Regions from separate parts of the Homo sapiens genome. Here all the other regions are linked to region 1. The links are chromatin loops, found by intact Hi-C in ENCODE. Cell type or tissue: endothelial cell of umbilical vein. All regions are shown on one strand.

Evidence for each region. A loop is a pair of places that touch in the nucleus more often than their neighbours do. Peaks named below come from ENCODE experiments on the same cell type or tissue, not always from the same donor. Only the 100,000 strongest peaks of a DNase experiment are listed, where the experiment ranks them.
Region 2: a loop joins it to region 1, with 5 times the contacts of the local background. A loop is called at or near these places in 1 of 110 quality-filtered maps.
Region 3: a loop joins it to region 1, with 2.6 times the contacts of the local background. A loop is called at or near these places in 1 of 110 quality-filtered maps.

What each region holds. Positions count from the first base shown.
Region 1 is chr7:11,714,664-11,718,663 of GRCh38, reverse strand. The region is part of intron 1 of THSD7A (thrombospondin type 1 domain containing 7A); the gene reads left to right. Among named protein-coding and RNA genes, the nearest start is that of THSD7A, 120 kb to the left of the region's middle. In endothelial cell of umbilical vein, no CTCF peak of the experiment used is centred here; a DNase peak (open chromatin) is centred at 2,233; H3K27ac peaks cover 3,013 bases.
Region 2 is chr7:11,456,596-11,460,595 of GRCh38, reverse strand. The region is part of intron 11 of THSD7A (thrombospondin type 1 domain containing 7A); the gene reads left to right. Among named protein-coding and RNA genes, the nearest start is that of THSD7A, 370 kb to the left of the region's middle. In endothelial cell of umbilical vein, no CTCF peak of the experiment used is centred here; a DNase peak (open chromatin) is centred at 1,635; H3K27ac peaks cover 2,026 bases.
Region 3 is chr7:11,816,274-11,820,273 of GRCh38, reverse strand. The region is part of intron 1 of THSD7A (thrombospondin type 1 domain containing 7A); the gene reads left to right. It also overlaps the pseudogene THRAP3P3. Among named protein-coding and RNA genes, the nearest start is that of THSD7A, 14 kb to the left of the region's middle. In endothelial cell of umbilical vein, no CTCF peak of the experiment used is centred here; DNase peaks (open chromatin) are centred at 1,753 and 2,963.

The sequences.
Region 1 (4,000 bases):
AAATTGTGCTCAGTAGAGGAATTCTATATCAGGACCTATGGATTAAAGCAATTTAGTCAGAGATTGATGATTTAAAGGAAAATAATGTAGATAATTATGACAATTGTACACTGTTTAATGGTAGACACTAGCTTGAATGCACTACCTGCTAGTTCCATGGAATGCAACTTTTAAATGATTTGTAAAAACTATAGAATGTACCAGTATTCAAGCTGCAAATATTTTAATAGGGCAATAATGTGGCCTGTGACACATCTGATAATATGTGTCACATTATCAGATTTAACACAGAAATGAAATAACCATAGATCAAACTTTATGTATATGTATCTATGTAGACAGGTTAGGCAATTTGGGTGGGGGAACAAAATTTAAATGTACTCAAATTTGTTTAGAGCTTCCCTTTATTAAATAAATGTCCTCAGATCGCATACAAATTGTGCTGCAGAAACAAGAGGTTTTTAGTTCTTTCATAAATTTTGCATTTGCTATACTATATATCAAATAAAGTTAACTTGTTCTCAAGAGAGGATGCAGCATGCTCTCTACAAACTGGTGTTTAGGGTCTGGTCCAGAGAAATTACATTTCCTCTTATGCAAATTACTTCCATAATGATTGCATATATATTTGTGATAATCTTTGTGCATAGAGATTAGTTTTGAGAAGGGTCATTCACTTGAATTTCAGGGGATGAAATTTTGAATTTTGGAAATCGTAGACTAAACAAAGATCCTAGAATGGATTATCTAGAAGGTACTCTGAAAGCCCTTTACAAAAAATATCATAGAAACCATATCCCCATGAGATATATCTTGGATCATTGATATGAAAGTGTTAGTTAAAGACATGGAAGTTTAGAGCAGGGAAAGGACCAAAAAATAATACTTCATATCTACTTCTTAGTTTGGAACCAAGCAAGAGACAAGAATCAAACAGGTAGGTGTAGAAGCAGTTGTTTTATGGATGAAGGGTAGAACAGGCAAAATGGGCTCCCTCATACTTTGCTGTGGAATTAGACAGATATATTCTCCTAGTAGTGGATAGAAGTCTCCACAGAGGCAGGCCAGATGTCACAGGACAGATCAGAATCCTCCATCTTGCTGAAAGGTTGGTTCCAATAAAGAAAAAGAAAAAGGGCCTTTCTGGCACTGTGCCACTCCTTGTCTTAAATTTACTCCTTTCCCCATGGAAAGCAGAAAATGGAGGGTGAGGTGGTGGTAGGAGTGGTGAGGAGAGGTAGGAATGCACTTATAATGGAAGTCCCACCATGTAGAAATAGAAGGATAGAGAAACAAAATGTGCTGTAACAGGAGCAGAGGAAGTTCCTCAAGAAAAGGAAAAGCACAGATCACTTAAGGGAGAATCCCAGTGCATGTGGTTATTCAAAGGACGGGCTAGAGTCTAGCCTCTGCGAGGAGGCCGTCTTTCACACACCCACCTCTGCCTGAGACTATCACCTTTATTGCTTTCATAGCGTTCCTGCAATCAGACCTTTGAATCAGTCAAGTGTGGATCTCAGTACATAAAGTCAATTAGCACTATATTTGCAAACGATCAGTGTTAATAAAAAATGTTAGCTTTCTCTCTTATCACATTACTACGAAAAAGAATTAGCAAATGGAACTCTTGGGGAAGTGAGCTGTTTTCAGAAGGAAGAGATTTGAGGAGTTTATGATAGGAATAATAGAATGTAAGGTGAGAAAGGTGGTTCTATTTCATAAAGGGTATTCGTTACCACTCAGGGTATTTTTGTGCTTTTGTTTTCTGGGTTCTGTGTTTTTGTAATTGTCTTATGTTTGTATTACATACGCTTTTTCTGTTTTTCTTAGTAGTAGTAGTATAAAAGCAATGTAATAAGATTTTTTCTTCAGAAAGACAAATAGGACAGCCATATACATAAGGCATTGGAGTAAGGAAGAAATAGAGGAACAGGAACCAGTATAGAGAATGCCATAGGCAAGCAGTGGTGATATAGATGAATGGCAATAAGAAGAATTGAATAACATGAGGCATATAAAGATTTAAAAAAACCCCTACTGTATAGTCTATTGGATTGTCTGATTATTTCACTGAAGAATTTAGTGAGAAAAGTTTTCCAGGGTCAGAGCTGAGTTCCAAGTTACCAAAGCCTAGAACCAAGAACAATAAAGTAGGAACAATAAAGTAGGGAAGCAGGAATCTGTGGCTTAAAGGAATGTGGATGTCTGCCAGGACCACAGAGCAGGGTTGGGCAGGATGCCCATGACATTCTGTGTGTTCCCATCATTGTCCTTGAATCCCTACATTGTAATTTCCTGTTTACCTATTAATCTCTACTTCATTATTATCACCTGCTATGTGCTCACCAGATATGAATTAGACATGGCACCTGGGGACTAGAACAGTCACAGGGGCATTCAAGATGGGTGGAGAGAGTTGGAGGAAGAATATTCCAGGCAGAAGGAATGCCATGTGCAAATCCTTGTGTGTGGAAGCATGTGACATATTGTAAGACAGCAAGAATTTTAGGGAAAAAATGGAAAAGGCAGGAGGTATGGCTAGAAAGAAGGGTAAGTAGTATTGATGTTAACTTAGTGTTCTAATTGAGAGGTCTGTCAGGAATGTTCCTCTCTGCTCTCTCACTGACATCGTTATCAAGTCCTGATGGGTTCTCCTCTTTCTAGAATCTTAGTATTTCAATTTAGATCACTCTAAGGTATATGGGTTTCTCCCAGATTTTTATTTCGTACCTTAATGAAAATGTTGCTGTCTTTCTATGGTTGCAGAACAAAGAGAAATTTGATTTGCCTTTTGATATTTACAAACTGGCTTTCATGTAATAAAGCGTCCATCATTTACTGTTTTTCATCCCTCTGGAAAGTTCAGGGATGAGGATTAAGGAGGGAAAATAGACCCTTGTGGTTTTTTATTTCCAGTGAAATAAGGATGGGGGTCTGGGCTTCTGCAGAAATATTAAATCCAAATATCTCTAATTCAAATAACGCTGTAGCTTAGGTAAGCAGCAAAAGTTAGACATTTTTTAAGCAAAAATAGAATTCCATTTTAAACAAGAATCTATACAAAATATATAATTCTCAAATCAAAATTCTATTGCTTTGAGAGACAGAAAGAAGGAAAGAAAAAATCTTAACAGCAGGTTGTGTGTATATGAGTTATGTTTCATATATATCTATTTCTAACTAGTTTAAACACTTGTTAGCAGTTAATTAAGTTGAGTAAAACCATTTAGAAAGAGAGGCATTAAAATTATTTTTAGGCATTCTTCATTTTTTTCCTGCATATTTTAGAATTGCTATTGTACTATTTAATTTACAAATACTAAGTTTTGGAGTATCCTTGTAGAATAGTCTTCCATGTATAAACTTGGAATCTCCATTTCCAAGGAGATCTTTGAATCTTCATTCCCTCGCAAATGAAACTTCATTGTAATGTAATAATGTGTTTCTCAGCTTTCAGAGGAAAACAATATGATTTTTCTACATGGAATTTAATTGGTAAACTTCAGTATAATTATCCACTTCTTTCACACCTAGTTATTCTTTCTGTTTGTTTGTTTCTTGAACAATGAGTATGTTCAATTCCTGATCCAACTTTTACTGACCTGGAAGAGTTGTTATTCAACACAAATAACCCTTCGCTATAAAGAAGGAGAGAACCATGGAAGCCACTTCGCCAAATATGTACAGCCCAGTGTGAGAGAAAATAAATGTTTGTTCTCCTGTGCCTTCTTTTTTATTTGATTATTCCTGGATTTACTCAGCTAACCTTGACATGCCTTTTCCAATGGCCACACTGAACAATCTATTGTGGTTTGCAATCTTGGAATTCCTTAAATTTGGTAGAAAAGAGCTAAATGGGAAGAGAAACATCAATAGAGAGAATAAGGAGAAAGAGTATTTTGTGTATGCTGTGTTTTCTGGAAAATTTAGTCAAATGCTTCTATTAACTGAAAATATTCCCATAGTTTGACTATAATTTTGGAAAACTGCTTTTTTTCTT
Region 2 (4,000 bases), 260 kb after region 1:
TGCCACTTGGACACCATGCTTAGCAAACAGAGCAAAGCAGATATAAATCTGCTATGAGCCATTCCACAAAACATCAGGACATAGAAACATGTCTTTTTAAATTGTTCCCATTGTTCTTTGGCATTAGCTCATAATTCTTGAATTTTTCTCTCATTTATGTCTGAAAGAAAGTCAGGCCAAGCTTTCACTTATGACATAAATGGTACACTGAAGCTTTTTTGTTTGTTTGTTTGTTTGTTTGTTTTTAGATTACGGTATCCACAGCATTTTGCTTGCCACCGTAATAAGCAATAAGATTCTTACCTCCTTGCCTATATGCATTATATATGTGCATACATACAATGTAATAGAATTAGTTAACTTTTTCAGAAGTTCTCAGAATGACATCTCTTTCATTTTCATGGCTATCCACAATTCTGTTCATATTTAGTACTGATTTTTAAATGGCAGACTTATTTACTTAATTACAATCTGCACCACTAAATAACGTGGAATCTTGCAGAAATGGGTAATGAGAATGTTCAACTTTGCCATAATTATTTACTAGATATTATAGGGAATATAGAAACTCAAGATTTGGAATATGTTGTTTCTTCCAGACATAGCAAATTCAGTCTTTAAAGAGCACATGATTATTTTTACTCATATTGACTTATAGCATACAGCTCCTGCTGCGTATTTAAAATGTAGCATAATACATAATTGAATATGCGAGCAACTTTAATTTATAAAAAACGTATTTTGCTCTCCCATGTGTAGTTACGTATTTCATGTTGACACAAAAATTTGAAGATGTAGAGCAGAATTCCAGTTTTTGCTGATTTGATCTGGGACTTCATTTTCTGTACAGTGAAAAAAAACTGCCTTTTTAAGAAAAAAATGCTTCTGTTTTGTAAAAAAAAAAAAAAAAAAAAAAAAAAAAAAAAAAAATCCCCTGTTTTTATAATCTTCCTTTTAGAAGTCTTCTTCTGGAACATAAAACTTAGTTTCCAAATAATCTTAAATTGCTAGTTGCAGTAGTTTTTAGGATTTTATTTTATTTGCATAATTCTCATTATGTATCTCCCACCATCAACTTTGGGTAAAACATAACTGTGACTCCCTTTACAGTTATAGAGACTTAAGTATATAGAACTGAAAGTCGTTCTCCTCCATTTCAAATCATTCTTTAAGAAATTGAGTGATATGAGATCTTCTTGTCATGCCCTGCTAACTCCTTCTTGAATCAGGCATTGATTTGCATATATTTTGGGTTCTATATAGAGGTTATAATGAAAATGAGCATGAGTTTGGGAATCAGGAAACATAAGTTTTAGTCTCCATTCTTTTACTAATACAGTGTGTCTTACTCATCCCTTCACCTTCTGGACCTCAATTTATTTAGATTAAAAAAAAAGAGGGGTTTGGACCAAATGATATTTTAGGATTATTCAAATTTTCATAATAGATGCACAAACAATACCCAGAGATCAAAATGTGAAATAAAATTAGGTAAAGCAGATGAAAACCATATCTTTATAAAACACCACTGGAGGAAATACAAGATCAGTAGAAGCAGCACAAGTGTGAAAACAGCCTCAGTTCCAAACAATGACGTATAAGCTGCACAACCTTGGATGATTCATTTCCTCCCTTTAAGGCTAAGAACACAAAAGCCTTAGAGTAGTTGGCACATGCTGTCTTCATTAAACGTTAATTTCTTCCCTCTTCCTGTTTGTTCATAACCCAAGTGAATGTATGCATATGGGCCTTTTGGGTTTTGACACACAATCTGTACAAAAACTATTCTGTCTGTGATTACCAGCAACCTTTGCATTTCCAAATCGGAAAACTGTTCGTTCTTCATCCTGGGTGGCCACCTTGTAGTAGTGAATACTTGTTACCCACTCCCTCTGTGATAAAAGGGTCTTTAGCATCTTCAGTGTGCGACTTTCTCCTATCTTTCTGATTGTTCCATTTTTGATTTCCTATTACTGGTGTCTCTTTCTCTGCCTGTACTTACATAGTGCTTCCTAATCTTGGCATATTTGTCAAACAACTTGCTGTACCTCAGCAATCTTATCCATTTTCAGGATATCTGGGAAGTGAAAGTTGCATTATAACAAGTGATATATTCATAAATATATTTAGAACAATCCCTTTAACTTCCATATGAAGACAGTCTTTTTCTTTGTTTCCTGAGTAGATGAAAGACTGCTTTTTCGTACAGCTTATATTTCTATAGAAACATGAAGTGGAGAATCTTAAGAATGTAGAAGTATCTTTTACTAATTGCAAGAAGACAAAATTTTCTTCCTTTGATGGTCGTGGCTGTTTTCAGAACTCCATATTATTTACTCGCCAAGTTCTTGCTATTTTCATCTTTATCCTTACTTATATGGTCAGAGACTTAAATAAAAAAATGAACTTGTGCTATTTTTATGACAAAAATAATTATATAGTAAACATTAAATCAATCAACAAAGACTATAGAGAAGCTGCTCTCTGTCCCCCCTAGCACATCAGAATTTCTCATTTCAATTACTCATTCCACTGTTTTTGCATTTGGAAGACTGTAGAAAAAGCTATAAATGTTAGGAAAGAATGAAGATCTTTAAACCAGAGAGCTTATATTTTTTAGGAAAATTAGATCACTGTTAATGTCACCTAACAAGAATTAAAGACTGAAACTTATCAATTGCAAAGCCAATCATTTGAAGCTGAAGAGCTGAGGAAAGACTTAAAGTACGGGTTGGGACTTGACTTGTACCATAATATTAGAAGAAGTAGAGAGGATAAAAGAATACAAGATAAGATCAATTCTATAAGCTAAGTGTTTGAGGTAAGAAAAACAAAAACATTAAATGTGTTCACAGAAAAGTGGGTGGATTGAGCTCTGAAGATGTGATCTGGAGCCTGGGGTGATTTTGTGGAAGGCTATAAATGTCAAGATCAGTATTTTAGACCTTGTTCGATAAGTGGTATGAGCAAGGACCTGATGAAAGCAGTGTTTTATCTGTCAGCGTGTACAGAATAAATTAGAAAGATAAGACACATGGGCCTGAATGCCAGCTAGTATGCTGCTGTAGCAGTGCAAGGTTGAAGTCATAGAAACAACAGTAATATGAAATAGGCAAAAATAAATAAATTGTGGACATACGATAGAGGGAAATATTTTGGGGACTTAGTAGCAGACAATAGAAGAGAGATAAAAATAAAAGAGTCAAAGTTGATCATATGACTCTTTAACTCTAACATTTTTAATTTAAGAATAGTTATATTGGTGAAAATTCTAGGTCTAAAAGTAGAGCTAATTTTGGAAAGTATATTTTATACAGTTTATATTTGAGGCCATGGCAGGGTTAGCCAAGTGGAAATATTCAGGTATGCACTTGAAATGTAGAAATGTAGCTGTAGAGATAGCATAAGATGGCAGATGGAAATTTGGGTAACATTTCCATAGAGTGAATTGCTGAAGTTATAAAAAAGCTAAGAACTCTAAAATGCAACTTTTATTATATATATGAATAAAAGCGATTATACCTTATCATTAATAGATTTCTTTTTTCTCTAACAAGTTTGCACTTGTAGATTCTTTAAGCATTTCTTTTAAAGAATTTAACTTAAATGTTATTAACTTTAAATTATTGTGTCCTTGTACTCCCACTTGAATAATATCATGTAACTAAGATATGAGATAGCTAACTTTACCATTGTATGATTCTAGAGATAGAAATGTTTACTTCATGACTTTTATCAATCTATATGTCCATACCAGGAGTCAGTAAACTATATGGCCTGTGAGCTAAATCCAGTCCGCAGCCTGTTTTTTTGTAATTAGTTTTATCAGAACACAGCCACAGCCATTTTTTTACATATTGCCTATGGCTGCTTTCATGATACAAGGCACAATTGAGTAGTTAGGACAGACCCATATGGCCTACAAAGCCAAAAATAATTACCATGTAGTCTTTTACAGAAAAAAATTGCTGACCCTTGATCTAAACCCAAAAGCCATGTA
Region 3 (4,000 bases), 100 kb before region 1:
TGGAAAGATGGCTGGCGAGGAGCTAAACAGAGGAACCTCAAGAAGATTCTGAAAAATCCTACCCCCACCCCTCACCAGCCATGCAGATTGTACTACCGCGGGAGGCATCCCTGGCGCTGCCTTCCACTGGACAGAGGAGGCTGGCGGTGGAGCCCGGGGGTCAGGCCCAGCTCTTGAGCGGAACACAACGCATTGGGCTTTAGCTGTTTTTCTCATCTGTTACTGGTGTGTGGGGTGGGGGCAGGGGTAGGGTGGGAGAGCGATGCTTGGATTAAAATGATTTTATTTTTAATAGACTTTTTGGTGCAGTGTTAGACTTACAGAAAGTTAAGCAGAAAGTACAGAGTTGCCTTATGTTCCCATTCTCCCACTATTTTCTTCTACTATCAGAATCTTGCGCTAGTGTGGTACATTTGTTACGATTGATGAACCAATATTACTACATTATTATTAACCAACGTCCATGGTTTACATTAGGATTCACTCTTTGGATTGCACATTCTAAGGATTTTTAACAGATATGTAGAGATATTTATCCACCATTACCATATTATATAGAATAGGTTTACTACCCGGAAAATTCCCTGTGCTCCTTCTATTTCTCCCTTCCTCCTCCCAAATCCCTAGCAAAGACATATCTTTTTACTGTCTCCATATTTGTGCTTTTTGGAGAACGTTATATAGTTGGAATCATACCGTATGTAGCCTTTTCAGTTGGGCATCTTTCACTAGCAGTAAGTGTTTAAGTTTTCTACATGCCTTTTCGTGGCTTGACAGCTCATTTCTTTTGAGCGCTGAACAATATTCCATCCTTTGGCTATACTACAGTTTGTTTATTCACTTACCTATTTAAAGGCATCTTGGTTGCTTCCAAGTTTGGGCAGTTATGAATATTCATGTGCATATTTTTGTGTGGATGTAAGTTTTTAGTTCATTTGCGTAAATACCAAGGAGCATGCTGCTGGATCATATGGCAAGAATATATTTAGCTTTATAAGAAACTGCCAAACTGCCTTCCAAAGTGGCTGTTCCATTTTGCATTTCCACCAGCAGTGAATGAGAGTTCCTATTTCTCCACTCCTCACCAACTTTTGGTGCTTTTAGTATTTTTTATTTTAGCCATTCTAATGGATGCATATCTTGTTTCAATTTGCAGTTCCCTACTAACATGATGTTTCATCTGCTTGTCATCTTTTCATTTGCTTGTCATCTGCAGATATTCTTTGGTGATAGATCTGCATTCTTTTAATTGTAGGAGTAATAGTAGCAAGAGTAGGTAGCCAACTCTTAGCTGGCGGAGTTCAAAGTCTCAGTCCAGAGTGTGCTGCACATATTCCACTTTTTATTGTTCTGGTAGAATGACACATACTGAAGATAATTGTTCAATAATGAAAAAAAACCACATGGGAATTAAGTAAGGAATAAATGTAGATGGTCCTACACTTTGTTCCCTCTTGAGAGGAGTATCCTGGGCGTGATGAATGATATCCCAAAGTAGAAGGAAATAGGCAAATATAATAAAGATTAAGTTAAGCCTGCAAGCTGGTGAGATTTTCAAGTGTAATACATACCTCCTGTATCCCTAGCGGACTCTGGTATGGTTAATAAATCATGTAGCTGCATATCTACTTTTCCTTGCTTTGCACTGAGGAAGCCATTGTCTGGGAAAAAGTGGGAGATGCAACATTTTTCTGAACTTCTGGGAAACAGTGAAGGTCCACTGTGCTGAAGCCCTAGTAAGTTGACCTGGAAACCAAGCTGTTAAGTCAGCCTGCTACTTAGGTTGCTCCCATGACCTTCCCGTTGACACACATTGTTGAGCGCCCTCAGGAAGGAGACAGGTAAACAATGACCCAGAAGTGGATAGTTGGTGTGCGTAAGAATAGAAATATAGTACACTATTAACAGCCTAACGTAGAACAATACTGCTTGATGGAAAATTAAATTTCCCAAGCAAATGTATTGGACACAGACATTGATTATGTAGCTAAAATAGTTTAACTTATGGTATGTGGCCAATACAGGGCTTTCTAATTGTTCTGTGTAGTCTGTAGAAAATGTTTTCCCTTGGGCTATTATAGCGCTAGCAAATAACAGGACATTCTGAGTATTGTAGATGGATGTGTTTGTAGGTATGTTCTCTATTGCACCAGAGAAGAAGTGGTATCAGAACACAAATGGTGACTATTTGATTTGCACTATTTAAAAGTCATTTTTATTTTCTCTACAAAAATCAGAGTGTGACTATAAACGTTACAGAGGTCCACTGTATTCAGGGATTTCCAGATTAGTTGCAAAGAATTGAATGCATAGCTTGGAATGAAAGAAGCACCTAATCAATAACTAGTTAAATAAATATATGTTTGTGTGCATTTGCCTGTGTGTGTGTGTAGTCAGTAAAAAGATGTTTAAGAACAGACTTCTGAGCCAGAAGTGCATGAATTTTGACCTAATTTTGTTATTTATTAGGAATATGATTTCTAATCTCTGTCTTTTATTTTGTAGCTATACCATGTGATATGATATTAGTAACTACCTCTACAGATTATTTAAAGATAGCTTGAGATAAATCTACAGTGTACTTAGATGGTGCCTGGCACAAGTAACTGCTCAGTAAATGTTATCCCTTACTTGGCTATAATCCTAGTGTGAACTGCTCACTGGTACAGAATTTGTCTCCTGAATCTATCTGTGTCCTTTCCTTTTTTACTTTGATTCCTCTTCCTCCTTGGATCTGCATATGAATGTCAAGCTTCTCTGCATCTGACATTGCTCTGTTCTCTACCTCTGGTCAGAGTCAACAGTGTAATTACAAAGCTCAGCCTTACTGTAAGGTTGTTCAAAGTATGGTTTTTAAATGCAGAGACATTCTGCCCCAGTGTTTTGTTTTTACTTGTGATTGTGCATATCTTAGCCATGCAGGCAATGCTGGAGGTTGGAGTCTCTAAGTGGGACTGTGGGTTCCAAAGTTCCTTTGCTTGTAAAACCCGAGATTATTCTTGGCAAGACTTTCCTGCTCGGTGATGCTGTGAATGAAAGGATGTTGGAAGTATACGATGAGTGATCAGACTTCCTTTCTTAAACTCCTCTCCTGAAATGCATTATGTGTGTGTGTGTGATATATGAATATCCTACTTTCACATGTCAATATACGTGGTTCAAAATCTTCTGAAGGAAATGAAAATGTTGTCTACCAGCTTGAAAGAGAGACAGCTATTCAACTATTTCATGTCCATTACAACCCATTTATTTGTACATTCTTTAAAATTTGTGTAGCACTTGTAAACTTCTGACAGAATCACAATAATAATTTGATGCACCATTATAAGCATAATCACACATGTATACATGTCTGCATATCTAGATGCATGCATATATATACAGGCACATGCAAATAATGCAATCATATATGGCTTAATTATCACACAGGACTTCATAATTTTACCTGATATTAAGAAAATTATACCTCCTAAAATATGGTTTTATGTGGTATTTATAGTAGTGACTTTTAAAAATGTGTGCAATTATACACTTTTTTCACTAAAATATTATACAAAATTTATATTAAGATTTTATTTTACAAAGTTTTGTGCCAAGCTTATGTTCCTCAATAACCCACTCATAAAAGCTATTATAAAAGTCCTTGCATTACTTTCCACTAAGTTATCGCTTTTTATTTTAAGACCCTTTTTATGTCTAACCATCTTCCTGTGTTTGCCACTCTGGTGCCTGTACAATGTTTTCAAACTGCAATGCTTGCACAAATTTCCAAGAAGTACTTTTCTAGTAGCATCTACCTGCCAGCATATCCATGAACACTATTTCTCTAAAACATTACTTGTGAATAGTTTCCATTGATTATGACATCATTGAGGCAGGAATGGTAACAGACCCAGATGGAATAATGTGGATTACATGTATCTGTATAAAAACATACATTGCATTGCATAACGATTTTAGGGGACTCCATTCACAGTCTGAATTAAGTGACCTTTTATTC